Linked DNA regions of Mus musculus: regions 1 and 3 are each linked to region 2. Evidence: chromatin loops called from intact Hi-C (ENCODE). Cell type or tissue: heart. All regions are shown on one strand. Each heading gives the region's core, and the rest is flanking DNA. Links, peaks and the distances in the headings are about the cores only. Region 1 holds the start of Gsta4 (glutathione S-transferase, alpha 4). Region 2 holds the start of Fbxo9 (f-box protein 9). Region 3 holds the start of Mto1 (mitochondrial tRNA translation optimization 1).

Region 1 (10,007 bases), core at 1,157-9,156, 84 kb after region 2:
AGATCATGAGAGAAGGGCAATTAAGTGTTCCCAGATAGCTGTGACCAGTTTGTAAAATACACTCGCTCCTGATAGCCCCATAAAGTTACTTCCCAGGCCAGGAAGGTCCCCTCCTCAGCTGCATGGTTTCCCGCTATCTGAACAAACGTTAACAGGTTTTTTTCTTTTTTTTTTTAAAGATTTATTTATTTATTATATATAAGTACACTGTAGCTGTCTTTAGACACACCAGATCTCATTACAGATGGTTGTGAGCCACTCATGACCTCTGAAAGAGCAGTCAGTGCTCTTAACCACTGAGCCATCTCTCCAGCCCCTGGGTTATCAGGTTTGAAGGATGTCCTTCCCTTGTCACCTCCCCACTCATGTAACTCCAACATTTGAGGATCCCTGCTCATATATATTCCGAGCCTCTGGACGTGGGCATAGCATCCCTAACCTGAGCAGGATCCAGCTCTTTATCCAGGAATAAAGGCTCTCTTTGTTTTCATATCGAACTTGCAGTTCCTAGAGTTCTTCCGGGGTTCCCGAGAACTGGGTATAACAACCCCACAACACCTAGAGGAAGACAGCCACCCAAGGATGTCCTACCCTTAGACAGTTCAGCCTTGGTGAGATTTGATTGTTTGTTTTTGAAGGGGGTGTGTCTCTGTGTAGCCCTTACTGTTCTGGAACTTGCTCTGTAGACCAAGCAGGCCTCAAACTCATAGAGATCTGCCAGCCTCTGCCTCCCCAGTGTGGGATTAAACACATGCTCCAGCACTCCCTGTCTTTGGTGAGATATTTTATTACCCATAGCAAGGAACATAGGATTGCTTCTCTTGACACATCTTTGGATCCATAAGTCCTTGTTCAGGTGCCACTAGTGGCTTTCGTTCCCTGGAAAGATACAAACAATGTCTATTCACCCAAGATAGGGCATCTGTGACAGACAAAGGAGAACTTATTTAGAAGCCCATTTATCTTGCTAAACCACTTAGTTTACCATGGTTACTTACAGAGCGTGACTGAGGGATCACTTCCTGGAGTATGGGAGACATTAGGGAAGCTGCGTCTCTGAGAAGTCCACCTCAGCATGGGTAATGAGAGCTATATCCCAGAGCTTATTGGACAGCTTGAAGTCAGCTGCACAAAGGCAGCCTCTCTTCCATAACTGTCTTACTAATTTAACCTCAAAGAGTAGCTTCATGAGCCTTTCTTAAGTTCCCGGACTCTTTCGAGCCTCATCATCCTACCAAGATTCTTTGCCACAACCAAATCAAAACCTGCTCTCACCTTTAAGAGTTAAGATGATTGATCTACAATTAAATTTGATTTAATCCCAGCAAAGGCAGGCAGACCTCTGTAAGTTTGAGGCCAACCTAGTCTAGGGAGCAAATTCCAGGGCTGCCGGGCTAGACCAGAGAAAGCCTGTCTTGGGGGGCCGGGGGTGGGGGTGGGGGCAGAGAGCAGAAAAAGGAAACTTAGTCAATATGGAAAAAGAACAGGGATCCAGGCATCCAGGGACACACCCATCTTCCCCACCTCAAGTCCATCTTCCAGGTACTGAAGTGAGTTCAGAGTTTAACCAGAGAGCCTCAGGCACGCACATCTAAGCGGTCCTGGTCTAGGCAGTGGTCACGTGTGCTCACTGCTTTTCTGTGCTTCAGTCTCATCTTGTAAGACGTTCTGACTAACTCTTAGAAACTGTGCCAAAGGAATGTTTCCCAGGAGACAAGATCCCCCTCTGACTGGATTCCTGGGGAGTGTCCCTTTTCTTTGAGGTCCATTGTTTCCGTAGTCTGATAGTCGGACTGAGAGACACAAAGTGTCTCTTTTCAAATGTATTTTTGCCAGCCTGTTACAGAAACGTAAGCCATTTTGCATTGGGGCAACTGGTTTGAGGGGCAGCACTTTTAAAGAGGTGATAAGGTGGATGAGGGCTCCGCTGTCACGAGTGAATTAATGTCACTGAGGAGCGGGTTAGGTACTGAAGAACTAGCTTGCCTCAGTTTTAGGCTTCAAAGCCGTCCTACAGTAAAGACAAACTAGGTTTATTCCTGTTCATGACTGTACCTCTGTTTCTCAAAGGCAGAGCTATGCCCCACCTGTAACCTTAACTACAAACGGTTCTTGATGGGCTGCCTATGACTGTTCCAGGAATGGCGGTCATGCCTTTTTAACCATCTGCCCCATTCTACAGGGTAAAATGAAAGGGGAAAAAATTCTTTAAGGAGAAAGAGAGGGAGGGGGCAAAGTTTCCCATTCATCGGGAGTCCACCCCTAAGGTGAATGCACGAGCTTGCCGCTTTCTCTCTCGTCAAGGGAGGGCACACTTTTTTTTTTCTTTTATTTTACCCCATCCTCAGCAAGTGAAAGAAAGCCCCTCAATTTTGGCTTGCCCAACCTCCAGAACTGTACGTCTCTAATTTGTTTTCAAAAATAAAGTCTTGAGTGTCTATTTTAGCATCACAAGAATGGACCACAGCACGATGCTCCCAGTCGCTGATTCCTCTCTACTGTACTTTTGTTGGCAATGAATACAATGAATTCACAAATCTGCAAGCTCTAACCTTTCAATAGGTTGATGTTATAGTTATTTTGAATACAGTGCATTTATCTGAACTGCTTATATTACTGGGTTCCCCCGTAGAGAATGTAAACACTTCCAGCACAGGAATCGGAGTCCTCGCGTCAGCACCCCCAAAGAGTGTACTCAGTAATGAGTCAGCGAAAACTTTTAGAGCAAACCTGTTCTTCTCCCCGGGAAACAAAGCGTTAACCAACGTGCCTAGGGGGCGTGTACATTTCTTAAATGTTCAATGGCTGGTGGGCGGAGCTTCCAAAACGACCTGCAGGACGGTGAACTTTCGCTCGCAGAACCGCTTCTTTCCAGTGCCTGGAGACAACAATCCCACAAGAATAAGGTGAGTGAGTGCGTACATGTGTGTGCGTGCGTGTGTGTGTGTGTACTCCTCTTGCACTGAGTAGTTACATAATTTTGCTAAAGCTACAGTTTATAATCCGCAATTGTTTTAACTTTGTGATTTATTTGCTGTTCACTATCTCAAAGCTTGTTTAGGCCAAATAAAAGGCACAAATTTTTTCTGCCTAGTAGATGAGCGGTTGGTATGGTCTAAAGGTCTTGGTAGGGTTCGTTTTCTCTGCCATTTAAGTAATTAAAAGGCAGGAGGAATTTCAACTGCAACAGATAGCAGTGAAGAAATCTCAAACCCTGCAGACAGGAGCAGAGACTCAGCAGCTGAAGAAGGGGGCTTGCTGGAGGCAAGCAACCACCCACATGCAGCAGACACACAGAGAAAAGATCTGCAACACTGAAGCCACAAAATCTAAAAATCCCCGATCTCTTCTCGAGGGCTGGATTTGTTTGTTTGTTTGTTTGTTTAGTCTCTGAAGACCCCCCCCCCCCAATATAGGGTAATCACTTTAAAGAAAAGAAGTTTCTCTGGCCTGTGACTCTCGTGTAAACCAGCCCTAATCCAGATGGCCTAGAAGGTGTTGAGTTAGTCCCTCAGCAGTGGCCTGCTGCTGGGAGGTAAAAGCCTGCAAGGCCCTGGTTTTAAGGGGCCAGGCTTTTGTCTCAGCCTGGAGGGTATAGAAGAAGCCAGCCATCTTGGAAGTTCATCAGGTTTCTTACATATCCATGGCCCCTCTCCCTGTCTGTCTAACTTCTAGTCTCTCATGATTCTGAAGAAAATAGCAAATGGACATCTATCCAATGGACACGCGTGCGTTGTCTGTGCACAGCTTAAGTATGACTGGGCACACCAAAACACCCTCACACATTATAACTTCAAAAGTTGAAGAGACCTGAGAAACCTGCACATCAAATCCTACACTCTCCTGGCCCTGTGTGGAGTCAGAGCAGTTAGCACTCCCTCCCTGTGACGATGCTCGTGTGTGTGTGTGTGTGTGTGTGTGTGTGTGTGTGTGTGTGTGTGTGTGTGTGTGTGTGTGTGTGTGTGTGTGTGTGTGTGTGTGTGTGTGTGTACGTACTCGGGAGCGCAAATGCCAGCCTTGGGAACAAGAAAGCAGCATCCCGTAGCCTCCCCTGAGACTCATACCCCCTTTTGATTAACAACCAACTTTTCTCAGGTGCAGATGGCTCCTGCCCTCGAAGGAAACAGAACCCAATACCCTTGAAATGATAACAGCCCACTCTTAGACTATGAAAAAGAGACAATTAAGTGTTCCCAGACAGCTGTGGCCAGTTGTAAAACTACACCAGCTTCCTATAGCACAAGGTACTTTTCCCAGGTCGGAAAGGTTCCTTTCCAGCTGCACGTTCCGCCCCGCTGTCAGAACAAACCTGATATCAGGTTTGAAGAGCAGAATTCCTTTACCCTCTCATGGAATGCCAAGGCTTGGAAACCCGGCCTGCAGTTTTTTCCTTTATAAACCCCCTTCACTTAGACCTGGGGGTTCACTCTCTTTCCTGTTTCATCAGGAAGGTTGGTGGCCCAAGCTCGAGCTTGAATAAAGACCCTCATGCAATTATAGCAGGTTGTGATTCCTGATGGTCTCTTTGGGGTTTTTACAATCTGGGCACAACAAAGTAAATACATAAGACTTTTTTTTAAAAAATGATTTTATTTGTTTACAGTTCAAATGATATTCCCCTTCCCGGTTACCCCTCCACAACCCTGCCATCCCACCCCCCTCTGCCCCCTCCCCTTTGCCTTTATGAGGGTGCTCCTCCACCCATTCACCTACCCCCGCCCCCCGACTGTTCTAGCACCCCCCTGAGCTGGGGCATCAAATGTCCACAGGACAGAGGGCCTCCCTTTGATATCAGATAAGGCCATCCTCTGCTACATAAGTATCTGGTACCATGAATCTCTCTTTGGTTGGTGGTTTAGTCTCTGGGAATTCTGGGTTGGTCCAGTTGATATTGTTCTTCCTTTGGGGTTGCAATCCCCATAGAAACCAAATGGTGGCTCACAACCATCTATAAGGGGAACTGATGCCCTCTTCTGGCATATGGGTGTATATGCAGCAGAGCACTCAATAAATACATTTGCCAGGACCCAACGGGGATGACTTTAGCTGAAATACATAAGACTTAAGTGGGGTTTTAACTGAATTTGAATTTGAAAATACTCATTAGTATTTGGGCGTCCACACATGCTCACACATGCACACCACACATACATGCCCACACTCTCACACACATATTCTCTCTAGGAAAATCTCAGTTATTTTTTACCTACTTAGAAAGGAAGCAGGGGCCAGCCATAGAGTACCTTTGTGCTTCTCCGCGTCTCCTCCACGTGTTCAGAAGACTTAACTCAAATGATCGAACACTGGAGTTTTCCTCCTGGTCCTGCACGTGCAGGGAGCTGTGCTAAAATGAAATGCAGGGCTTCTCGAAGGAGCAAGCTCTGGTGAGGTGTTTATCGGTTTGTTTCTCAGACTTGCCCTAGCCTTTAAATACCACATGGCAGCCTGCTTTGTTTATTCTTACATAGCTACAAAGACCCAGGTAGATTTGAGTCTCTTGGCTTTATTTTTTCATCTAAGCAAGTGTATAAACCATTGGTGTTCTATGAACATTAACCAATCGGCTTAATTAATAAGAAGTTTAGTTTCTGAGTATGAAAGATGGGGAGGAGATACCTAATACAAGCTGGGTCAGAGTCTCTGTCCCACAGGGGTGCTGTGTCCCGCAGGAGTGCCATATGGCTGCAGTAAAAAATCCACATAACCAACTGAGAGCTGCCACGAGATCTGGTGTTCCATGTTGACCTAGTTCATGGGAAGAATGGACAATGGTTCCATGCTGACTGCGACCCCCAGGGCAGACTGATTGAATTTTCACCCTAGAATTTTCTTCTCATTTCTTTTCCTTTTTAAATTTTATTGTGCATGGGTGTTTTGTCTGTGTGCATATCTGTGCATCGCGTGTGCAGCATCCAAGGATGCTCGGAAAAGGAAGTCAGATCCTCTGGGCTTGGAGTTACTGAGTGTTGTGAGTTGCCACGTGGGTTTTGGGATGAAGCCCAGTCCTCTGCGCTTTTCACGGTTGAGCCACCTCTAGCTCAGACCTGTAACTTCCTACTAGGCACCTAGAAACTGCTGCTGCTGGTCCCCAAGCGCGCTCAGGAGATTGCCGCCCACTTCTAAAACAGAAGCCAGGCTGACTTCTTTTCTCACAAGCAAATGTTGCTGTAATCTGCGACGGAGAAGGGACATTTTTAGGTTGCTAGGTTTCCATGTTTAGTGACTTGCACATGTGCTCTCCTTTTGACCTTGGAACTAAGCCTTTGTTGGAGCTGAGCTGTGAACCGGTACCTGTGGCCTAACTCAAGCAATTGTATTAGGAGAAGTGTTCTTCCATTTTCTAGAAGATTTTGTACTTCTTTTTCCGTCTAAACTGTCACCCATGATGGCTGCTTTCTGCTCAGTCCAGCTGAGCTGTGCGCTGGCTTCTGGGTTGAGGAGCTGCATATGGGTGCACATTCTCTGATCCTTCTGGGTGGGGTTCAACCCCCAGGTCATCATAGGAAAAGCCCACTTGGCGAACTAGCTCATGGAACTGTGTACACACTTGGACAACTCTTGAGAAGAAGAAACCAGAGTTGAGAAGATGAGTGTGGGTCAGAATGCTGCTGGCATTTGAATGAAATCGGGGACAACTGTCTTTTGTTCTTGGCGGCTCCTGGGGACAAAATTAGTATTTCTACTGCACTTATTTTGTTCACTCTGACAATGTACCTTAAACAAGGAGATAACTGGGTTTACTTTTTGAAGGCTAAACGGACATAGTTTTCTATATTACCAATCTTTAGGTTATACTAAACATTGTTGAATCAAGAAAAAAGTATTAGAAGACCTGCTTTAGGCTTCTATCCTGGCTGGACAAATTTACATGTGCATACAATCTCTGTGTGCTAGCTGTTTCTCCTCCCACCCCCACAACTTGACACAAGCCAGGGTCATCTGGGAATAGGAAACAATTGAATTAAGAATTAAACCTCTGGGGCTGGAGAGATGGCTCAGTGGTTAAGAACACTGACTGCTCTTCCAAAGGCCATGAGTTCAAATCCCAGCAACCACATGGTGGCTCACAACCATCCATAATGAGATCTGACAACCTCTTCTGGTGTGTCTGAAGACAGCTACAGTGTACTTAGATATAATAATAACTAAATATTTTTTTTTAAGAAAATAAGAATTAAAACTCCATCAGGGTGTTTGGCCTGTAGGCAAGTCTGTGGGATGCTCTCTCTGTCTCTCTGCCTCTACATCTCTCTTTGTTCTCTACCCTCCCCCCACACACCTTTTTTTTTTTTTGAAACAGGGTCCTTCTGTGCAGTAATTGTTGTCCTGGAACTCATTATGTAGACCAGGCTAGCCTCAAACTCACAAGAGATCCTCTTGCCTTTTATCTCCCAAATCCTGGGATTAAAATCAAGTTCTACCACATTCAGCTGGGTCATTTTCTTGATTTATGGCTGGTGGTGGGTGGGGCAGCCCGCTGTGGGTGATACCACCCCATGGTTCTGGATCCTTGCCAAAAGATCCTCCTTATTTTGTTTTTTTGGTTCTCAAGTCCACTCCTGCCTTTCAGGATTCTATTGTAGAAAGCAGACTGAGCAAGGATTGAGAAGCAGGCCAATAAGTGTGTCTGCATGTGTGTGTGTGTGTGTGTGTGTGTGCATGTGTGTGTGCATGTGTGTGTGTAACCCAGCACTTCATGCTTGTGAGGCAAATACAATCCCACTGCACTCCTCCTGCCCCCAAACAGGCCAATAATGTAATATTTTGTTTGTTTGTCTTTGCTTTAGTGATACTATTTCTTTCAGTATACTTAACAAAAAAAATATGATAATTTTTTTCATTTGGCAAAAACCTTTATCTTTAGTGTGAGGTTGATCTGATTGGCCATAATGTATTTTATCAAAACATATTATGAACAGCATGTCTAATAAAGCTTTCTATAGACATAGTAAATGCTAAATAATTTTGCTAAATGACCAGATATGTGGAAATGTGCGCTCACGATCCCCTTGCCTCTGCCTGGGATGCGTGTCATGGTGCTCAGGGATCACTTTATGTTTCGTGTAGGAAGAAGTGATTAGTGAAAAAGATAGCACTTTGCAAGTTTAAAAATAATTTAATTCAGAATTTTGTATTTTACAGATATTTACAGTGTGTGTGTATTATTTAGTTTTGTTTTTTGAGACAGGGTTTCTTTGTATAGTCCTGGTTATCTGCACTCTGTAGACCAGGCTGGCCTCAAACTCACAGAGATCCACCTGCCTCTGCCTCCCAAGTACTGGGATTATAGGTGTGTGTCACCACTGCTTTACTTTGGTATTTTCTAACTTGTCATTATGATTCATATATTTTATGCTATTTCATAGATCTCTTTTTACCTGGAAAAAAAATAAAGTCTTGTGGCGGCAATTGAAGACTCCCCAGTTCCCGCAGAATAGCCCACTTCAAGTAGCCTGCCTCTTTGCTGGTGTTAGAAAAGATTTTTTTTTTCAGAGATATTTATGAAATCATTATATCAATTCCTGGTTCCTATCTCCAAATACCAGAGACAGTCTCAATAATGTGACGCCTTGGTGGGTGTGCCTGGTTCTTTTGTCTCAAGCTGTGAGTGACAGCATTTATACAGCGTAAGGCAAACCATGCGTGCACATTGAAATGGCTACTTTTTTGGTTTGTTTGTTTGATGGTTTGGGTTTTTGTTTTTCAAGGCAGGGTTTCTTTCTGTAGTCCTCACTGTCATGGAATTCGCTCTATAGGCCAGGCTGGCCTTGAACTCACAGAGATTCCCCTGCCTCTGCCTCCTGGAATTAAAGGCGTGGACCACTACTGCCCATTTTAATTGGTTAAAAGTAAAGACTGCTATTTCTGCTCAAGAAATGGGACATTGTTGACTGCCTAGCAAAGGCAAGTGCTCCGCCCCAGTCCTAACCACCTGCTCACAAGGCCAACTCCAAATCCCGCTTTTGTGCATTTCTCCATAGCGTGCTCTTGTCTGCGCACCCCACACAGGAGCTTTTCTTACCGTGTTTCATCTCGGCTGTAACTGGTGGCGAAGCGTATGATGTGTACCAGGTTGTTTTCTAAACGTATTTTTTTACTTCCGCCCTTTAGGAAGCTCTGAAGCAGGAGTCATGGCAGCCAAACCTAAGCTCTACTACTTTAATGGCAGGGGACGGATGGAGTCGATCCGCTGGCTGCTGGCTGCGGCTGGAGTGGAGGTCAGTTCCGGGTTGGGGGGATGGAGCATAAGTCCCATCCCCTCCTCCTTCCCTTCCTTTCCACCTGTTTTCTTAGATAAGAAAGGGGGGATTACAGTCACGAGGTGCCCAGGAAGAGGGGAGTTGAGGGCCTGGGATACTCTGAAGTTCCTGGAGATGATGATAACCATAGGGGAAGATTAGCTCATTTCCTCCATTGGGATTGGTTGGTTTTTCTGAGGCCATTTAACCCCTGCCTCAGCACCTCACTCGTGGAATTCATGGCTGCCCGGAGCCCTGGCCCAGATGTACGATCTGCTGACTGGCTCTTACCTTGACTCTAAGTCTCCTCGTGGACTTTATAGAAATGTCTTCAAACCGCTGTCTCTCCCAGTATGAATTCTGTTTCCCCGGAACAAGGTTCACTGCTGTCTTTGTTTCCCACTTTAGAGACTCTGCCCTGGTCTGGTCATCTGTCCCACCCCATCTTAAGATACGTAGGACAAAAACACCCTCGAAAAGCTTTAGATGGCTATAGATGGAGGCTAATTACAGTTTTAGCCATCAGTAAATGAGCATAACCTCGCTTGAGTAGGATCTTTGGATATATCAGTCTCAAAGATAAACTTAATTTGGCCTCACATGAAGGAAAAATTATGAAGCCAAAGAAGGAAAAGAGAGGAAACGAAAGAGGGAAAATCATTGGAGAAGTCTGGGGCAAAGACAAAAGTTTGAAGTGAGAGAAGAGCTAGGTGAGGTGAAGCAAAAACGGAGAACAGCTTCTTAGGGACCCTTGATATAGGAGATCCG
Region 2 (10,007 bases), core at 817-8,816:
GGACAAAGGGCTTAGACTGCTCTTCCCCAAAGGATCCCCGTGTAAACAGAGGTCCTCAGGTTGGCGTTCCTGGATGTTGGGAGAACCCGTAGGATCTGGCCTGATGGGTGGAGAACAGTTCCTGCCATGATGTGCTGTTGTGTGGGAGGTGCAAAGCAAGGGGGCCACCTGGATCCCGGAGTTGATCCTCCAGATCATGAGCCAAAGCGAACTCTGTATGCATGATCTCAGGCATTTTGTTGTAATGAGAAACTGATCTACTAGGAAATATGAGAGGGAGACTGTGAAATGCATGGATCCCACTGAGATGTATACATCTAAGAGTCTGAGTTATCACTGCAAATCCTAAATAGAGCTAATAAGAGAGGACCCGAGTCCCACGGAGTACAGCCCTCTTGCTGTTGTCGGGCAGTCGGACTAAGCTAGCCTGATCTGAAGAGCTTCCCGGCTCTAATGGGTTAGTGCTACTCAGTGTGCTGCTTGCTCTTCTGGGCCTGGATTGCCTTCTTCCTTGCTTAGCTGCATCTACTTCAACATTCAGTCAGCAGCATTTTCCAACTGTTTTCTGTCACCTTACAAATACATTCTTATTGAAATCACTTGTCTCCCTCAGTAGAAAGAGTGTATCGAAGGCAGAGAGCACATCTTTGTCACAGCTGGTACGTTTAGGACCAAAAGCACCACATGATTTTGGGTAAAAAAAAAAAAAAAAAAACCAGCATCATTAGTTTTTGTTAGTTGAAACAGGGTCTCATTGTGTATAGCCTAGGCTGGACTGAAACTCGATATGTAGACCAGGCTGGCCTTGAATTTGCAGTGATTTTCCTGCCTCAGACTCTCATGTGCTAGGAGGAATTTGAGTGTGAGCACTATACTGGGATCTCTTTCTTTGGAGAGACATCTGTGAGCTGGAGAGATGGTTCAGCAGTTGAGGGCTGGATAGTCTTCCAGGGGACCTGAGTTTGGTTCCCAGCATTCGTGTCCAGCAGCACACTGGAATTCTCTTTCTGGCCTCTGTGGGCACCTGCACATACACGGCATGGTGTCTCAGTTAGGGTCACTACTGCTGTGATGAAACACCATGACCGAAAGCAACTTGGGGAAGAAATGGTTTACTTGGCTTACATTCCCACATCACTACTCATCACTGAGGAAATCAGGGCAGGAACTCAAACAGGACACAATGGTGGATGCAGGAGCTGATGCAGAGGCCATGGAGGTGTGCTGCTTACTGACTTGTTCCTGCATGGCTTGCTCAGCCAACTTTCTCATAGATCCCAGGACCGGCCTGCCAAGGGATGGTACCACCCACAAAGGGCTGGGCCCTCCCCATCAATCACTAATTAAGAAAATGCCCTGCAGGCTTGACTGCAGCCTGATCTTTCGGAGACACTTTCTCAGGTGAGGCGTGCCTTCCTCTCAGATGACTCTAGTCTGTGTCAAGTTAACATAAATCTAGCACACACTTTAAAACATTAATTTAAGGAGAGGGAGAGAGGGAGGGAGAGAGAGAGAGATCTGTAAAGAGAATTAGTGATTCTGAATTCTGGGTCATCTTTTCAGATGTGATTAAAAGTTTATCACAGATCACAGTTAATAGGTTTGCTAATATTGAAGATCTGGTACTGCACCAAACCCCACACCATGCCAGGCTAGTCGGAGGCTCAAAAATAACTAGTTGAATACAGAATGCCTATCTCAGAACAGAATCCATTGTTAACCTTGATTTTGACAGTAGGAACTGGAATTTTACTACATTTAGTCGATTTTAATCCCACTTGAAATAAGCAGGAGCTTAGTTAATCATCAGTATTTTCATAGTTGAAAATTACTCAAGCATCATGGTATAGTTTAGTGGGTTAGTTTCTTCGCAGATGAGATTAACTGAACATAAAGAAGGTTAAGGGCTTAATCGTGGTTTGAGGACTACTTTTGAAAGTTTAGAAGAAGAATCAATTAGTGTGTTTTCTGTGCACCAGACTAGTTTCATAAAATAAACCGTTGCAGCCAATTCATGTTAAAAAAAAAAAAAAAGCCACTTGAGTGTTCTCCCAGTCAGTCTGGTATCTTTCATTCTTAAATCATCCAGCCCTAGCCGGAAACTAGTTTCTTAAGTCACTGCAGAGCCTACATACTCCATGCAACAGTCCCGTGAGACCGGAGCTGTCACACATGGAGCTTGGCGCAGTCTCTCCGTCCGCACAGCAGAGAAGCGGCTTAGGCCCTCGCTATCAAGAAACTTGGCAAGAATCCCTCCAAGTCCAGTTTGCCAGCACTGCCTGCGAATATCCTACCAGGGCCACTGACACCTCGAGGGCGTGCGTCCCAAACGTGGAGCTCCCGAAATCATCTATGGGCCGGGCTGCCAGAACAGAAGCGATCAACAAGTGTCACCGCTTGCCAGGGCCACCTCCCTTGTGCAGAAGCCAGGACAGGTCACCTGAGACCCGACTCCCAGCTCGGACAGTCTGGAGTGACCGAAGCGGGCCTTTCCTCGGCTATCCGTCAAACCCTGCCCTCACCACCCGGCCCTTGCTGCCCTCCCTCCTCGGTTACCATGCTGGCCGGCGGCCGGCCCAGTCGAGGGGCTTCCCGCGCCCGGCTCCCGGAGGGGTGGCGGCTGCCCGGTGTCTACTCCTGCCCGTCTGCTGCAGCGCGGCTTAGCAGAGTTCTCGGTCGGAGAAGCGCACCAGGCAGCGGCAATAACTGCGGGCCCGGCGTACGGCAGCCATTTTCGCGGGACAGGGGGCCGGAGGCAGGCGCGCTGCGGCGGCCGGGGACTCGAGCTGCGGAGGGGTCGCCGGTCGCCAGCGGAGGCCGAGCACCGAGCGAAGAGCTGAGCGTCGGCCCAGCAGGAGACGTCTGGACGCAGCGGCGGAGCTGCCTGCTCTGCTGCGGAAACTGCGCCGCCGCGCCGCGCATGCGCAATGCCGTCGTCGCCGTCGCCGCCGCCTGCTTGGCTACCAGCCACCCGTCGCGAGCTAGGGTGATGGGCCTACTGTGTGCAGCCGTCGGTGGAGCTAAGCTGGCCCGCCTCACTCAGCCCGCCTGTTTGATGCTGAGAACACCCAGGCAGGAAGGAGCAGACGTTAGCTCAAAATGTTTGAACCTGAATTTGGAGTAGAGCCCCCTGAGTCGATCCTAATTGGACATTAGGGGACAGTACTTTAGGCGCCCTGGACACTGGGTGCCCTGTCAGAATGAGAAAAGAGAGCGAAAACTCAACAATCATTGAACCCCACAGACTCTGAACCGAAGAAAACGTACGCTCATGTGTGCAGCCGGAGAGTGGTAACAGCCAACGCAAGTCACGTCGAACTACAGATCCCACAATACAACGGGGGAAGGACGGCCCTTTTCAAGGCCTGAAACCCGACTCCTGAAGGAGTGGACACTACAAGGGACGCTGGGATTTGTAGTCAAATGTTCCACGTTGAGCCGGAACTTACACCCACCCACCCCCAACCCGGTGCCACTTCTTACAGTCCAAACATCCGATTCCACGTCAATAGAAGGCACTTGGATTGCACATTTTAGAACTTTTTCACCTACAGGCATATGCTAGCAAAACTTACGGGCTTCCTGGCCTCTGACAGACATTTAGACAACATTTATTGAGTTTCTGTAAGTGTTAGAACCTAACAGCCAGGACGCTACATTCACCCGACTTCACAGAACTTAAAATTTTATTGTGCTACTTTATTCTGGAGCTCAGAAATGAAGTACGTCTTCGGCAAAGACATGGAGGTAAAAGGGGAGGGGTGCAACTTGATTACAGTAAGAAATTGCAAATCCTGTGTATGTTGTCTATTTAGTTAGTTTGTATTCCACTGAGTCCAGTTAATGCTGGAATATTGCCTTATCTTTTGGGCCTGATTTTGTAGAAATTATCATAATTTCAGTAGGCTGATGAATACACCTGTCGTGACATATCCAAAAGACAGCATCTCGGAACACTCTTTCCTGTCCCCGGGCTCTTACATTCTCTCCACCCCATCTTCTTTAATGTTCCCGGAGCTGGGGGCTGGGGAGTGGATATAGATATGTCCCATTTAGGGCTGAGCACTGTCACCTATTCTCGGCAGATTTTGTAAATAATGGAATCCACCTCTAGGTGGAGACTGTCCTTGGCTCCTCCCTTATAGACTAATCTAGTGGGATATAGGTCAGGGACTTGGCCCATGGGATTACCCCTAGGAAGGTGAAATCAATTTAAGACAATGTCATTTTTCTTCCAGAATCTAGGGTGTCATTCCCTAGAAGCCACCATGAGATTCAGGCAGAACCAGGTAAACTTTTTCTAGCTAGAGACCAAGAATGCTTTTACATTCCTTAACTAAAGCTTTGAGCTTCCTTGTCCTCCGAAGTTCCCCTTCCGGTCGTGTTCCACGCCTGTTTCTCTGCTTCAGTCTCATCCTCCTGGCTGTTTCCCGTTTTACAACTCGCCAGTCCTAGTTTTCCTAGTTCTTGAGGTGCTGTCTGTGTCCAAATTTAAATTATTTTATTAATGAGACTAAGAACCCTGGAAGGAGGCTTCTATTTCCTCGGAATCGTATGGTGGCTCTTCGGGGACTTCCCCGAGATTTCTTAACTGCCTTTTAATTCCTTTCTTTAAAAGACTTGCTTACTGTTACTTCTGTGTGTGTACGCTTGTGTAAGTTTATGTGCCACCATGAGTGTGAAGGTTCCTAAACAGGCCAGAAGGTATCAGGTCACCTGCAACTGGACTTAGAGGTGATTGTGAGCCATTTCACATGGATTCTGGAAACCTAAACTGGAGCCCCTTGCAAGAGCAGCAAGTGCTCTTGACAGCCAGACCCAGCCAGACCGTCTCTCACAAAACAACATCAGCTAAACATCAGCTTTCACATGAAGTTTCCACAGTGTTAGAACTAGTCAATTTCATTGAAAGGGTTGAATGTTTAAGGTGGGCTGGCCAACTAGCACACGAGGAAGGTTGGAAACAGCATTAATCTCTGCATATAAAAAGACAGAAAGCAGTTTAACAACATGTGCATTTAGCAAAACAACAGTCAAGGGCTCCCTACGTGGGGCCTGTAACCTCCTCTTTCCTCCATAGGGCCATGGACTTTTGACAAGGTTGGAGCAGGTCTCGGAGCCAATCAGAAAGCAGCTGATTCTCCCTATAGCTTATATGCCTCTTGCATCCTTAGGCACATGTTGCCCAAATCCTATATTTCAGAACAGCCCTTCTCTATGGATGGTTTCATTTGTACACTACTAACTACCTATGATGTAGGTATTCGACGGATGCCAATATGTCAGTAGTTTTCTTTGTTTTTTAAAGGAGACTCTAGATTTCAGGTCTTTCAAGAAAAACACTTCTCCCAATGATCCCTTTAAAATTAGGTTTTAAATGGAAAAAATTTAAAAAAGACTAATAACAGACGTGATTTGAATTCCCCAGATTGGGGCTTGGAGAGATGGCTCAGTGGTTAAGAGCACTGACTGCTCTTCCAGAGGACCTGGGTTCAATTCCCAGCACCCACATGGTCTGTGACTCCACTTCCAGGGGGTCTGATGACCTCACACAGACATACTAAACCAACAGTGCACATAAAACAACAATGAGCCCTAAACGTCAGTTTTCAGATGAAGAGTGAGGATTGAATGTTTAAGGCGGGCTGGCCAATTAACACGTTTTCTCTTATCCAAACGAGTTGATGAAGTAGTAAAATTTAACAAGATAAATATTTGTGAAGATAAATTCAGTACCTACCTAATTGAAACCCTGTTTGCTTCACAGCAACAAGCCTGTTTTATTAAAACACAGCTACAGTTCACTACCGCTTATTTGTACTCAGTCATAACCAATAGCCGTCATCACTGGTTTTTATTATCTCAACATGTATTTACTGGGTCATAATTTCCCAAGGGCCAGGACTTCTAATATAAACTGCTTAGTAACCCAGTGGACCTCTGCCAAAGGTAGACAAAGGCAGTTCCTCTCTTTGCAAGGCAGACTGGCTTGAACTGTTAAGTTTGAAAATGTAATCATTTTAGTTACTTTTAAAGCTCCCCTTTATGAGCACTATATGACTTATTAGGCTCCTTGTCTTGTGTTCACTAAGGAGGACTTGTGATTTCCATTTGTCCTATGGGCTAGCTATCACATAGGTAAACAAGGAGACAGGTAAGGTTAACAGAAGCCCTGGGGAACTTGACTGTCTCGTAGGTTTCTTCAACAGTGGAGCAAAAGGAGTGATCTGAGCTTTGCTAGATTCAGGGGCTGAGAAAAACTGCCTGCAGTCCTCAGGATTCAGAGGCAAATAATGAAAGGAAAACGACATGACAAGTGTGTGTGGGGGGGCACTCGGTCTTATTTGTTAGACCAGCTCTCCTGTAGCTCATGTTGGCGCTTCTGCTTCCACTGTCACACGCAGGGGCTGCGGATGTGTAACTCCATCAAGCATGGCTGGGAAGAGTTAAATTCAAAAAGAGTTAAATTCAAAAGAGTTACTGATTTATTGGTCAAAATAGTGTTATTTAGAAAGATGTGGGTCTCCAGACCAGCAGCATCTGCCCCAAGAACTTCTGGTGTGGGGCCTAGCAATTTGTTTTTACTAGCCTTTTGGGTTACCACCCTGTGGAACGATAGAGTCCAGAGCCGGGTGGTAATTTGTTTTTTTTTTTTTTCAAAATGCTTCAAAGCTATCCTTTAAGATGATTTAAGGTGGGTCCCACAATAGTATATATGTATGTAGGTATGACTTATTTTAGAGAGGTTTGAGACTTGGTCTCATTACATAGTCCTAGCTGTCCTTGAATTCACTATGTAGACCAGGCTGTCCCAGAACTCACATAGATTCACTGCATCTGCCTCCTAAGTGCTGTGATTAAAGGTGTACACCACCACTCAGGCTTTACAATATAATTTATGTTGTGAGTTTGTTCTAGTGGTTCTCTGCCTTCCTAATACAGTTCCTCATGTTGTGGTAATCACCAACTTTAAAATTATTTTTGTTGCTACTTCATAACTGTAATTTTGCTACTGTTATGAATCATAATGTAAATATCTGTGTCTTCTGATGGTCTTAGGCCACCTTTGAATCCCCAAAAGGGTTAACCACAGGTTGAGAACCTCTGCAAACAGTGTTAGATTTCCTACCACTGCATAGAAAGGAGTGTTGCATCTCCTTGGTTTCTCACTTCGGAAGCTATCCATTCAGTCTTTCAAACTTACGTTGCAATAATGCTGAAATCATTTTTTCTACTGTGGTTAAATACAGACGCCAAAATGTGTTGTTTTAAAACATTGTGACTGTGCAGTTTAGTCGCATTGATTTACATTCAGGCAGGAAACTTTTTTTTTTAAGCGGGGGCTTCCCTTATTTGAGTATTTTGGGGTCAATCAGCCTGTCAGTGGCAAGTCTGCGGCTCCCCCGGGTGGGTTCGCCGCAGCCCAGAAGCTCAACGCTGCCCTCTGCCGAGCATCCGGGAGATGGCGGTGGTGCAGGGCCGCGCGGGGCCAGCGAGGGGAGCTGCAGGGCAGCTTTTCCAGGGAAAGCGGCTGGTCGTCCCCACTAGAAGCCACTCTGCCTTTTGTTTGTTTTGCTGCCGGAGGCCGCGGAGCGGCGGGTTCCTGCTGGATGCCACGCGCTGACGGGTGTGGACTTGCCGGGTTCGCCCGCTCGGATCCCACTGCCCTTGCCTGCCGGGCCCTCTCGGGTGCACGCGCCGCCGGGCCGCGATCGCCGCCAGTAAGTGGGGCTGGGGCTAGGGCTGGAGGGCTGCACTGCGACCTGTCGCTGGGTGCTGGGCGGTACCGGCTGACCCGAGCGAACTCATGGCCGGGAATGAGGGGCTGTGGCTTCTCAGTGGACCCGCCACGGTCTTGCGGGTCTCCTTTGCCGAGAAAACTCCCGAGCCCGGGGCTTTTGATGGGTGTGTTTATCTTTCAGTCTGAAGGAGCGGAGCACCCTGGCCGACTTGAAACCTCTTGCGGGTGGGTTTGTGGGTGGATGGGTGCTGAGGACTTGGGATTATCATTTGCCTAACTAGGCCCTTGTCCGTCCCACCCGGGTCTGAGCAGCACACTTGCTCGCAACCATTTTACTCAAGATTATCTTTTACTCCGGCTTCTTTCTTTCCACTCAAACCAGATGTTTGGAGGAGGATGTTGAAAGATTTTTTTTTTTTCAGAGAACAACGTTTATTTTTTATTGTTAACCTTTTAAAAGTTTGATACTAGCATGCATGGCTTGTACAGGAGGTAAAATTAATGCATCTTTCTGCAGAGGAATGTATTCATTTCCATTTATTACTAAGGAATGGCTTTTACTAAGTCTGAGGGAGATTCCACCCTGGATTTTGCCCACCTGACTGATATCTGAGCTAGCAAGACTGTTTGTTTGTTTGTTTTATAATTTTGAGCCCAGCACTCTTTGTATTGAGAGGAGTTTGATAGTTAACAGTTTTCATTTCACCCATTTCCTGGTGAGTCGGGGCTTCCAGGTGTGTCTCAATAATGAATGGAGCTGCATATGAAATTCTTAAAGAGCTTTAAATCAGTGTAGTTGACATATAAATTATTTGCAAGACCTGTGCCTTGACTCTGTGCGTAACTGTTACAGTAGCTAATGTATGCATAAATACGCACATCTGAAATAGTTTCTGAACAATTTGGTAGATTCTTTAAGGCCCTCTACGAGCCTGGACTTGGAGAACACTGTAAGTCAGAGTAGAACCAAGGACAGTGCTGGGAGTGTTTAACTTAGGATGACATCCCATGGACCCCCTGCCTCTGGGGTGCAGCCTTCCAGTGTCCACACACACACACACACACACACACACACACACACACACACACTTTTCTGCTCTTTCCTTTCCACTTTGCCTTGTCCCTTTTTTCAGTCACACTGGTAACTGAGTGGGAAGAGGGCAGCTTCAATTCTTAATGAGACCAACCAGTTTCCCATAATGGAGGCGCGTGCTGTGGGGTCCAAGAAGCCTGCCTGAGTAGGCGTCCTTGCCAAAGGAACTGAGCACATATACTAGTCACAAAGAATCTTTTCTCCTACCGAAATGTCCTCCCTCTGTGCCATGCGCAATTGCTGACAGGATAAGGAGTCAGGAAAGTGGAGCCTCACTGACTGAGTGTCCACTCACTCTCTCAGAGCCCTTCTCACAGACTCCCTGTTCTGTTCTGGTTTTTCCCTCACAGCTTTCTAAGGTTCCTGACAAATCAGGGGGTTGTTTCAATTTTCAAGCATTTGAATTCTCTTCAGCCATTTTCCCTCCATCAGTGAGTCACCAAGACCTTTGAAGTGTGTTTCATATAGTCTCTTCCTTCTGCATCTAATCTAGATCTTGCCCTTCCCTTCCTGCAGCCTGAAACATTGTGGAGCCACCTTGTCGCCGGCCCCCCAGGCCTGTTAGTGAGCCCTCTCGAGTGTTTGCCCTCTCTGTCCTCTTCCTCTGCTTCCCGGCTAAGTCTTTCACATGGTCACTTTTTGTTATATCTCCTGGCCATGCGACCTTTAGTTTATCCATTGTGTCAGTTCTTCACTAATCCACCTGAGTTTTCAAGTCCATTCATAATGAACCTCAGCCTTCTAAATTCTCTGCACTCAGTGTCCTACTGTGGGGGCGACTCCTTCCCCCAAACGGAGATCATCTTACTCTCTTTAGAGCCTCGCTTTATCCTCCATACTCCCCTGTGCTAACAGTACCCATCTCTGGGGGAGGAAATCCTCTTGTGTGTTTGTAAACACATTCATGTGGGTATGCAGGTGTATGCGCTTGCATGTGTGCGGCCAGAGGTCGACACTGGTTTTCTTCCTTGGTCACTGTCTTACATTTGGGAGCCATGTCTCACTGGCTCCGTTAGGTTAGAAGTGAGGCTGTGTCTTGCCTTGGCTTGCATGTGGGTGCCGGGGATTTAACTCGGGTCTTTATGCTTGCACAGCCGATACGTTATCAATTCCCAAGTCCCGTGAGTCTTTCTGTCGTTGTCGCTACTCATTTCTCTCCTTGTCCCTAAAAGT
Region 3 (10,007 bases), core at 795-8,794, 340 kb after region 2:
ACACCTTATTATGCAATCCTGTGTGTCCCTTAAAATAAAGCTCAAAAATTGCTGCTCTGTGTAACTTTTTGTAAAGTGTGTGTGTGTGTGTGTGAGTGTGTGTGTGTGTGTGTGTGTGTGTGTGTGTGCGCGCGCGCACGCGCGCGCGTGTGTATGTACCATATATTATGAGATACATGTAGCCTGAATAAAAAGACACCGATCAGTGTGCTGCCATCCTATTGACCCTGCAACTCTCTTCCCTCCTTCCTGTCAATGCCTGTACATGAGTTTTCAAAATGGGAACTTGTCTAACAAGCATTCGCTTTTGAATGGCAAGTAGACACACCTGGGAATGGAAACGCTGCCTACTTTGCAGAAATACACTTGAGCAGGAGACCTCTCTGTGAGGTCTTGCCAGTAGAGTGGCATTCTCCATTATTAGTCTCAGCACTAGGGAAGCAGAGGCAGTAAGCTGGAGATCTACAGAGCTAGTTCTAAAACAGTCAGGGCTATACATCGAAACCCTATCTGGAGGAAAAGAAGAAGAGAAGGGAGGGAGAGGAGGAGGAGGAGGAGGGTGAGGAGGAGGAGGAATTAAAAAGAAGAAAACAGTGCAATAGAGTATGGAATAGGCATGAGCATCGGAGAGAATGAAGTTTGAACAATGATTTTTGAAAGGAGCAAAATTCACTGCGACAACCATACTGTAATTGTAATTCTTTTAGTTGTGAATCTTTCTAGTTAATCAACTCTTAGCATCACCTGTGGGAGCATAGGTCCGTAGCTCCAGCTGCTCTGGAGGCTTAAGCAGAGCATCTTTGAGCCCAGAAGTACAAGCCTGGATAAGAGAGTGAGATCTTGTCTCAAACAATAAATCCGAGGTCCATCCTGGGGACGCTGATACAAGAGTAACAAACTACCTTCCACATGAGGGTTTTATAGACTTCCCAAACAGAAACTCGGTTTCTATTGTCTTTATTATCTGTCCTTGGGCTACAACTGAACTTTCTGGTTCTGAGTCTATGAGTAATGTCTTCGTTGAAAAGGGAAGATTCTGCACTGAATACATAGCATGTGAACAGATTAATGCCTGGTCTTCAAATGTAGGTGAGAGGGATTCTCCCAGGTAAGTGTCAACTGGGTTTATGATTCTTTGGGGAGGGGGCAGGATTGATGCAGGGTTTCTTTGTGTGGCCCTGATTATCCTGGAACTCACTCTGTAGATCAGGCCTTGAACTCAAGAGATCCCCTGCCTCTGCCTCTGCCTCTGCCTCTGCCTCTGCCTCTGCCTCTGCCTCTGCCTCTGCCTCTGCCTCTGCCTCTGCCTCTGCCTCTGCCTCTGCCTCTGCCTCTGCCTCTGCCTCTGCCTCTGCCTCTGCCTCTGCCTCTGCCTCTGCCTCTGCCTCTGCCTCTGCCTCTGCCTCTGCCTCTGCCTCTGCCTCTGCCTCTGCCTCTGCCTCTGCCTCTGCCTCTGCCTCTGCCTCTGCCTCTGCCTCTGCCTCTGCCTCTGCCTCTGCCTCTGCCTCGAGTACTGGGATTACAGGCATGAGACACCACTGCCTGACTGAGTCTATGATTCTTTAATCAATGGTTTAAGCTATTGACTCAAAATATTAAGAAGTAGTATATTTTAGCTAGCACGGGCCATAACTCTAATATAAACACTTTGAAAACCTGTTAGAGAAAGGAAAAAAAAAAAAGCAAACTACTTTGGTGCCTACACTTTGGAGGGAGATCTTCATGAGTTTAAGACCAGCCTGATCTATATATCAATTCCAGACTGAGAGAGGCAAGAACAGAGCCAGGAGGAGTTGAGAGAGAACTGCTAGTAAATATTTGATGATACTTGAAAAATGCCCAATGTTTGTGAAACATCACATCCCATTTAAACCAATTTCATTATCCACGGTTAAAGCATAACTATCCGCTTCTGTGCTAGACAGAGTCTGCACACCTGTAATCTCCACACTTAGGTACCTGAGGCAGGAGGATGGGGAATCCAAGTCTAGTTTGGCATACATAGAAAGGACACGTCTCAAAGGAAAAAGAAATCCAAGTGAAACATGGTGGCATAAATCTGAAATGCTGGCACTCAGCAGACTGAGGCAGAAGGATTGCTGTGAGTTCCAGTTCGCTCTGGGTTGCAAAGTAAGATATCTCAAAAACACACTAGAAGCTGGGAAGATGGCTCACTGGATAGCTATGCACTCCTGACACCTGTTTTTTTTTTTTATTCTTAGAACCCACATAAAAGATATACATGGTATATCTTGGTACATACCTCTACAATCTTAGCCCTCTTACTGCAAGGTGGGAGGCAGAGATTGGAGAATTGGCCTTAAGTTCTTTAGCCAGCTGTCCTGGAGTACACAGAACATCAAGAGAAATAATAAGAGAGGCCCTGCTTCAAAACAAGGTAGAAGGAGATCACTGGCTCCTCAGAACTTGACATTTGTGTCCCAAATGTTCACCAAGACATACACACTTATGCTCACCTCTCTTTCTCCTCTCTCTCTCTCTCTCTCTCTCTCTCTCTCATCTAAAAACACCTACCATCAACAAACAAGCCAATATTGGATACAATGTAGAAGACTTTTTTTTTTCATTTTTTCTCTTTTGCTTATTTTCACTTTCTCTCAGAGACAAGATCTCTCTACATAACCCTGACTATCCAGGAACTCACCGTGTAGTTCATGCTGACCTCAGACTCAGAGCTCTGCCTGAGTTGTGCACCATCGTGCCCAGCTAAGCAAATATATTGTTAAGGGGACTGGACAGATGATTGGCAGGTAAAAATATCTGCTGTCAAATCTGATGATGTGGGTTCAATTCCCAGAACCCACAGGATGAGGAGAACTGACTCTCTCAAGTAGATCTCCATATGTGCACTGTAGTATGAGTAAGCCCATACACATACTCACATGCAAATGAATACATGCAATTAAAAATTTAAATATATATAGTTAAATGGAGGGGAATAAAGTGAAAGATAGTATAATCACAGAATTTATATACAAAATACTAGCGTTCCTGTGCCGTGTGAGTTTTCCCCCTCCTGTGAAAATGTGAATAAATGTATATTTACCTGAGGGCACCAAGAACAAGCCAAAGAAAATTATTCCACTCAAATATAATTTAGTGAAACTATAAGTTTTTTGGAGGTATTTACAGGAGTGTGGATGACTCAAAGACTGCATTACAAAAGTCCAGGGCAGTATGGATGACAACTCACAAAAGTTGTATCCCTGAGCCCCCGAAGGACTTGCACATCTGATGGTCCTGGAGTCTACCCCCTAGCAATGGTCCCTGCTTGTATAGCCTGAAGTAGGGGTGGGCCTGGCAATTTATAAATCTTCCTGGGACTGAACCTGTAAACTTTGTTCACTTCTGGACTTTTATGAGACTCCCTCCTCTAGGAAGGAATATTTCAACTCAGAGGAAAACTTGTATATGCATATAAAAATAGCTACTAGCAACAAAAGACTGGCATTCCTTTAAAGTAGGGACAGAGCACTTTGTAGGAGTTACACATTTTTTAATTCTCCATGTCTTGTGTGTATATTATGTTTAAATAGGAACCAGAGAAATGGCTCAGTGAACAAGATCTCTTGCTCTTTGCAGAGAACCTGCCGTGTTTGATTCTCAGCACCCACATAGTGGCTCATAACCTTTTATTGCTCCAGAAAATCTGATGCACTCTTCTGACTTTTGTGGGAATAGGCTAGATCGAGGCGCGCGCGCACACCCACACACCCATACACCACATGCACAGGCAAAACAATCATACACATAAAATAAATGTCAAAAAAATGTTTAAGCTGTATATAAATAATGGAGTTTTGATTTGGAGACGTGATATTCATTTGTAGACCCAGATGGCCTTCAAGATGAGGATTAGAACTCGGATTGCCTTAGTCGACTAACCTCTCAGAAGATTTTGAGGCGAAATGATCAAATTTATTGTTCATAGGTGGCAACCTGGCGATAAAGACAAGTCCACGGGAAAAGCCTAACCTCAACCTCCAAGATAGAATCTCCCGCCAGCGCTGAAAGTACCTGCGGGGGGAGGAAGGGGGGGGGAGAACGCACAGGGCCTGCGCGCACCTCCCCGCGGCGAAGCTCCAACCCGCCAATCAAAAGCGTCGCTGGACGCAGGCGCGCTACGCGCTGACTCGGCCAAGATGGCGACGCCCAGCTGGCTTCTACTCCGGTGACAGTTCCGGGCGTCTCTAGCTAGCTTCCCTCAACATGTTCCTTCTCCGAGGCCGTGGCCATTGGGCCGCAGCGTCCCTCGGCAGACGGCTGCCTTTGCGTCGCCTCCGCAGCGACAGCGCGGCGCCCTGCACCCCGCACTTCGACGTGGTAGTTATCGGAGGAGGGCACGCGGGGACCGAGGCGGCCGCCGCCGCCGCTCGCTGTGGCTCGCGGACCCTGCTTCTCACGCACCGCGTGGACACGATCGGTGAGGAGCCCCGCGGCCGCGGCGGGAACTCTACGTCCGACCGAGCGCGGGCAGGGTTGCGGTGGACCGGAGTGGCCGGTGCCCGGGGTCAGGGAGCGGAGGACTGAAAGCCACGGCGGCTGCTGGGCAGGTCGCTGGGTTGACCCTCCCCGTATTGTCATCTCAGAGAAATCCCGAGTTAACATTTTCACACCCGTCTTGTTAAGCGACCGACGTGGTGCGTCCACGGAGAGCTTGTCAAGCTCTGCCGCCGCTTGTCGCGTTCCGTATTTCCATTGCGTGTTTTGTGCTGATAGGCGCCTCAGCTTACGCACCTCGTTTTCATTATCCATCCGACACTTGATAAACATTAGGCTGATCCCGCTTCTAGGCTCTGGCGAGTAGTGTCTCGTTAAATATAGAAGTCCACTTGTCACTTCACACAGATTTAAATTCTTTTAGACATATACACAGTAGTGCAAAACCTGTGTTCTATCAACGCTGTAGGATATGTCTAAAAAACATTTCAGAGGCCTACTAATGATTCTCATAAATGAGACAGTGCTGTGTAGACCAAGCTGGCTTGGAAGTCACAGTGATCCATCTGCCTCAGCCTCCTGAGTGCTGGGATTCAAGGTGTACCCAATCACGCCTGACCAAAGTGATGAAGGAAGGTGGTACATTATCAAGTATTCCTTGGCTTCAAAGAAGAAAGGTAACTTGGCTTAGACGATAGAGTCCATAGGAATGCAGAGAACGGGAATGAGTCGCCCATTTTCTGCTAATTCCTCCTCTCTTTGAAGTTAGAGGAGAGCGTGTTGGGGTTTATTGTTTTAAATGAATCTGATTAGTCTGATTACCTTTCCGAGCACTCTTTATTAAGTAATATGTACAGGGTACTCTATTATGATCATATCCATTCTCTTTAGGTCAGATGTCCTGTAATCCTTCCTTTGGTGGCATCGGAAAGGGGCATTTGATGAGAGAAGTGGATGCCTTGGATGGTCTGTGTTCCCGGATCTGTGACCAGTCTGGTATACATTACAAAGTGCTAAACCGGCGTAAGGGCCCTGCTGTGTGGGGACTGAGAGCACAGATTGACCGGAAACTTTATAAACAGAACATGCAGGTGAGCACAGGCGAGGCCAGGGGTGAGCACCCACGGTGAGGCCAGGAGGGACTGTGGGCTTCTCCAACTGCTCTTTCAACTGGCATTCTCTGTTGACAGAAAGAAATCCTGAGCACGCCCCTACTCACTGTTCAGAAGGGAGCTGTAGAAGATCTAGTTCTTGCAGAACCAGAGCCTGGGTACCCTGGGAAGTCCAGGGTCAGAGGTGTTGTCCTGGGTATGTACTGGCTAATAATGCTAATACCAGCCTAGCAAACTCTGTGAGAAACTTGCTTTAGAGAAGAGCATGCAGACATTTTTGCTGTTCCAGGAAATTCTGGTTTTCAATGCCTGGATAAGAAAATTATGTAAATAGTCATGCGTCTCTTCATTTTGACCATCGTGAATCTCAGTCAAATTCTAGGTTCATTAATATTATTTTAGTGCCAGGCAGTGGTGGCACACACCTTTAATCCCAGCACTTGTGGGGCAGAGGCAGGCAGATTTCTGAGTTCGAGGCCAGCCTGGTCTACAGAGTGAGATCCAGGACAGCCAGGGCTACACAGAGAAACCCTGTCTCGAAACAAAACAAAACAAAACAAAAAATACCCAAAAACAACAAAACAAAACAAAATACTGTTTTAGTGTAATACTCCAAAACAATTTGTGTCTTTTATCCAGCTTCTTCTATCATAAATTTGTTTCTATATTTGTTCATTTTCTGTGTGAAGTGTGTGTGTGTGTGTGTGTGTGTACTTTACACACATAGGTATGAGGGATGGAATTCAGGCCATCAAGTTTGGCAAAGCACCTTTATCCACTGAGCCATCTCAACCAGGGTCCCCACCCCAACACACACTGTCTAGAAAAAAACCAAAAAAAAAAAAAAACCCATGTGAGGCAGATTTCACTACATCACCCACCCCTACTTTCTTGTCTTACTTAAGGTTAGTATTGCTGTGATGTAATGCCATGACGAAAGGCAGGCTGGGGAGGAAAGGGTTGATTTGGCTTAGTATCCTGAACCACAGTCCACTGAGGGAAGCCAAAACAGGACTTCAAAGTGGGCAAGAACCTGGAGGCAGGAGGCGATCCAGAGACCACACAGGAGTGCTGCTTACTAGCTTGCTCAACTTGCTTTCTTACAGGAGGACCCTGGACCTCCAGTCCAGGCGTGGCCCCGCCCACAACAGGCTCGGCCCTCCCACATGAATAACTACTCAAGAAAATGTTCTATATGGTTGCCTACCGCCCGGTCTTAGGGAGGCAGTTTCCCAGTGCCTCTCAGAACACTCTAGCCAATGTTAGCTTGACATAAAATTAGCCCAGCTCCTCAACCTCAGCCTTTCTGGTTCTCTCCTTTCTGACCTTTGCAAGGAGGAACTAGTTCAGTCTTACTAGTTTCTTCTCTTCCCTCTATCAGTTACCATTCTTCCAGCTACTATCTAGCATTCAGAAGTGGATACAACTTTTTTCTTTCTTTCTTTCTTTCTTTCTTTTTTTTTTTTTTGAGTGAGGTTTTCCTGTGTAATCAGGGTTGGCCTCGAATTCACACAAATTCACCTGCTTCTAATTTCCAAGTGCTGCAGTTAAAGGCATGCACCTCACATGGGCTATTTTATACATTTTAAAAATTCCTTTCAATACCTGACAATTTAAAAAAGAGAAGAAATCATGTTGTATTTAACCAAAATGCTAAAGTCAGTTAACTTTTGACTGTACCCTCACCAAGTGCAGCAGGCCTGTGTGCTTCTTTAGGAACCTCGTGCTTCCCCTGCTACAACACTGCTTAGATTCTTGAGATTCACAACATACAGCCATCCAGAGTGATTGTGCACGTGTGTGTAGTGGGTAGAGGTCAGCATTAGGTGTCTTCCACACTCGTTTATTTTTTCTGCTTATTTATTTTCACACTACTGGGGGACATGTCTGGCACACTCAAGGAAGTTAGCAGCATGCAGGAGATTACGTCACTTCCACCGTGTGGGTTCCAGGGACCAGCCTTTACAGCAAGTTCCTTTTTGTCTGCTGAGCCTTCTCACCAAGCTCCAGAGTTGCTTAGTTTTGGAAACAGTGTCTCTCACTGATCCTGGTGCTCACTGACACAGCCAGCCTGGCTGTTCCATTGTTCCAGTGCTGAGGTCACAGACACCCAGCACTGTGGCCTACATGCAGGTTTCTTATTCATTTGGAATTCTTTGTTTTGAGTGCTAAATAAAGAGAAGTTGATCTATAGGAACAAGCTTTCACTTATAAGTTGGATGCTTTTAGAGATGAAATGTGTAGAAAGGTATCAACTATAGTTGATAATACAATGTTGTACCCTGAGATTTTTTTTTTTTTTGGTTTTTCGAGACAGGGTTTCTCTGTATAGCCCTGGCTGTCCTGGAACTCACTCTGTAGACCAGGCTGGCCTCGAACTCAGAAATCCGCCTGCCTCTGCCTCCCGAGTGCTGGGATTAAAGGCGTGCGCCACCACGCCTGGCTGCGAGATTTTTCTAGGTATGGTTATGGGACTCATTTTGTACAAGGTACCTATAACACCATGATATACATCATAAATATGTACTGTTTTTCTGTTTGTTAGTACTTTAATAAACAGTTTATATTGAAAATTGTATTTTATTGCTAGGCAATGGTGGTGCAAACCTTTAATCCCAGTGCTCAGAAGGCAGAGGCAGGTGGATCTTTGTGAGTTCCAGAATAGCCAGAGCTACATAGAGAGAGCCTATCTCAAATAAATACATAAATACAATTAAATACACATACATATGTATTGATGAAAAATACATTTGTTCATGCTTTAATAAAGTTTTTAAAAAGAACTACAAAAAATTTTCAAGTTTTTAGAGACAGGAAGTTTTTCTGTAATTATTTTTTTTGCAGTGGTGGAGGCTTTTGAGGTTTTTTGGTTTCGTTTTGTTTAGAATGGACTTCTCTGTATAGCCCTGGCTGTTCTAGAACTCACTCTGTAGACCAGGCTGGCCTCAAACTTACAGATATTCACCTGCCTCTACCTCTTGAGCCCTGGGACTAAAGGTGTGCACCACCACTGCTGGCTCTGGAATTCTCATATAAAGTACTTACATTCTATTTTCTTCTGTGGTAACAATGAGGAAAATACTTTACTGGTTTGTTTAGTTTTGTTTTGTTCTTAATCATTTAGCAGATGGAAGTACAATTTATGCAGAGAGTGTAATTCTGACTACTGGGACATTTCTGAGAGGCATGATCATAATTGGATTGGAGATGCATCCTGCAGGACGTTTGGGGGATCAGCCCTCCATAGGGTTGGCTCAGACTCTGGAGAAGTTGGGATTTATGGTAGGAAGACTAAAGACTGGAACTCCACCCCGACTCGCTAAAGAGTCCATTAATTTCTCCATTCTAAACAAGCACACACCAGATGATCCATCCATACCATTCAGCTTTCTCAGTGACAGCGTGTGGATCAAGGTAAGACAGTTACAGAAACCCGGGTTGATGGCTGATACTAGGTATTCACAGCAGGACAGATCCTAACTGTCTTTTTCCTCTCCTTCTGCTGTCATTTTAAAGTTTTGCTTTGTTTTTATTTATGTGTCTGTTAGTTAATTTAGCAATTGGGTCTTTTCCTATACATTGTTAAATTTCATTATTTCATTTCTATATAACTTACTTTGTCTACTGCCTCAGTTACTTTTCTGTTGCTAAGACACTATGACCAAGGCAACTTACAGAAGATTTTTTCGGGACCTTACAGGTCCAGAGGGTGAGTCCATGACTGTCATGATAGGGAGCATGGCAGTAGGCATGGCACTGGAGCAATGGGTGAGAGCTTAAATCTTGATCCAACACCTGAGGGGGAGAAAGAGAGCAAGCTAATTAGGAATGTCTCTAGTCAAAGCTTATCATCAGTGTCACACCCCCTCCAGCAAAGCCATACTCCTACCCTAATCCTTCTCAAACAGTTCTACCAACGAGGGACCCAGTGCTCAAATATAGGAGCCTATAGGAGCCGTTATTCACTTAAACTACTACGTACAAAACCTTTCTGAAACAATTTCAGGTTTACAAAGTAGGAAAACAGACTGAGGGTAAGGTGGTATATGGCTCAGTAGAGATTGTGAGCCTTCCCTCTAAATAATTCAATATGAACCTCAACTAAACACAAATGTCCTGTAATATAAATGCAGTGCGGTGTTGAAATTTGAGGACTGTCATACTGATCCAATGTTGTTATTAATAGATATCCCTAGCCAGAGTCTACTGATTCCCCACCCCTAATCTAGGTCTGTATTTACGTTGTTTTCACATTTATTCTAAATTGTCTTCTGTCTTTATTTGCATGTGACAACAGCCTTCAGGAATAGTTCTGTCCTACCACATGGGTCCTAGAGACTGCAGTAGTCAGGTCAGCAGGCTTGGCAGCAGGTGCCTCCACCTGCTAATCTGTCTGGATGGCTCACACTTTGCATTATGCTTCTGTTTCTTGGG

The links. Hi-C counts contacts between places; a loop is a spot of excess contacts. Peaks named below come from ENCODE experiments on the same cell type or tissue, not always from the same donor. Only the 100,000 strongest peaks of a DNase experiment are listed, where the experiment ranks them.
Region 1: it touches region 2 in a loop (10-fold over the local background); 14 of 42 quality-filtered maps call a loop at or near these places.
Region 3: a loop joins it to region 2, with 3 times the contacts of the local background. A loop is called at or near these places in 2 of 42 quality-filtered maps.

Annotation. Positions count from the first base shown.
Region 1 is chr9:78,189,159-78,199,165 of GRCm38, forward strand. It overlaps Gsta4 (glutathione S-transferase, alpha 4), which reads left to right and starts at 2,808. Exons shown (of 7, transcript NM_010357.3): 1 at 2,808-2,906; 2 at 9,112-9,218. The coding sequence starts at 9,132. In heart, for the core only: a CTCF peak has its summit at 4,945 (motif pointing left); DNase peaks (open chromatin) are centred at 2,813 and 4,963; H3K4me3 peaks cover 2,820 bases; H3K27ac peaks cover 3,103 bases.
Region 2 is chr9:78,105,735-78,115,741 of GRCm38, forward strand. It overlaps Fbxo9 (f-box protein 9), which reads right to left and starts at 2,922. Exons shown (of 13, transcript NM_023605.2): 1 at 2,557-2,922. The coding sequence starts at 2,559. It overlaps Cilk1 (ciliogenesis associated kinase 1), which reads left to right and starts at 7,504. Exons shown (of 14, transcript NM_019987.2): 1 at 7,504-7,721. In heart, for the core only: a CTCF peak has its summit at 4,114; DNase peaks (open chromatin) are centred at 2,387, 2,847, 3,347, 7,497 and 1 weaker place; H3K4me3 peaks cover 4,489 bases; H3K27ac peaks cover 3,217 bases.
Region 3 is chr9:78,444,067-78,454,073 of GRCm38, forward strand. Mto1 (mitochondrial tRNA translation optimization 1) reads left to right here and starts at 4,144. Exons shown (of 12, transcript NM_026658.2): 1 at 4,144-4,444; 2 at 5,353-5,552; 3 at 5,652-5,769; 4 at 8,698-8,987. The coding sequence starts at 4,231. In heart, for the core only: no CTCF peak of the experiment used is centred there; DNase peaks (open chromatin) are centred at 4,155 and 7,505; H3K4me3 peaks cover 2,058 bases; H3K27ac peaks cover 1,154 bases; H3K27me3 peaks cover 1,579 bases.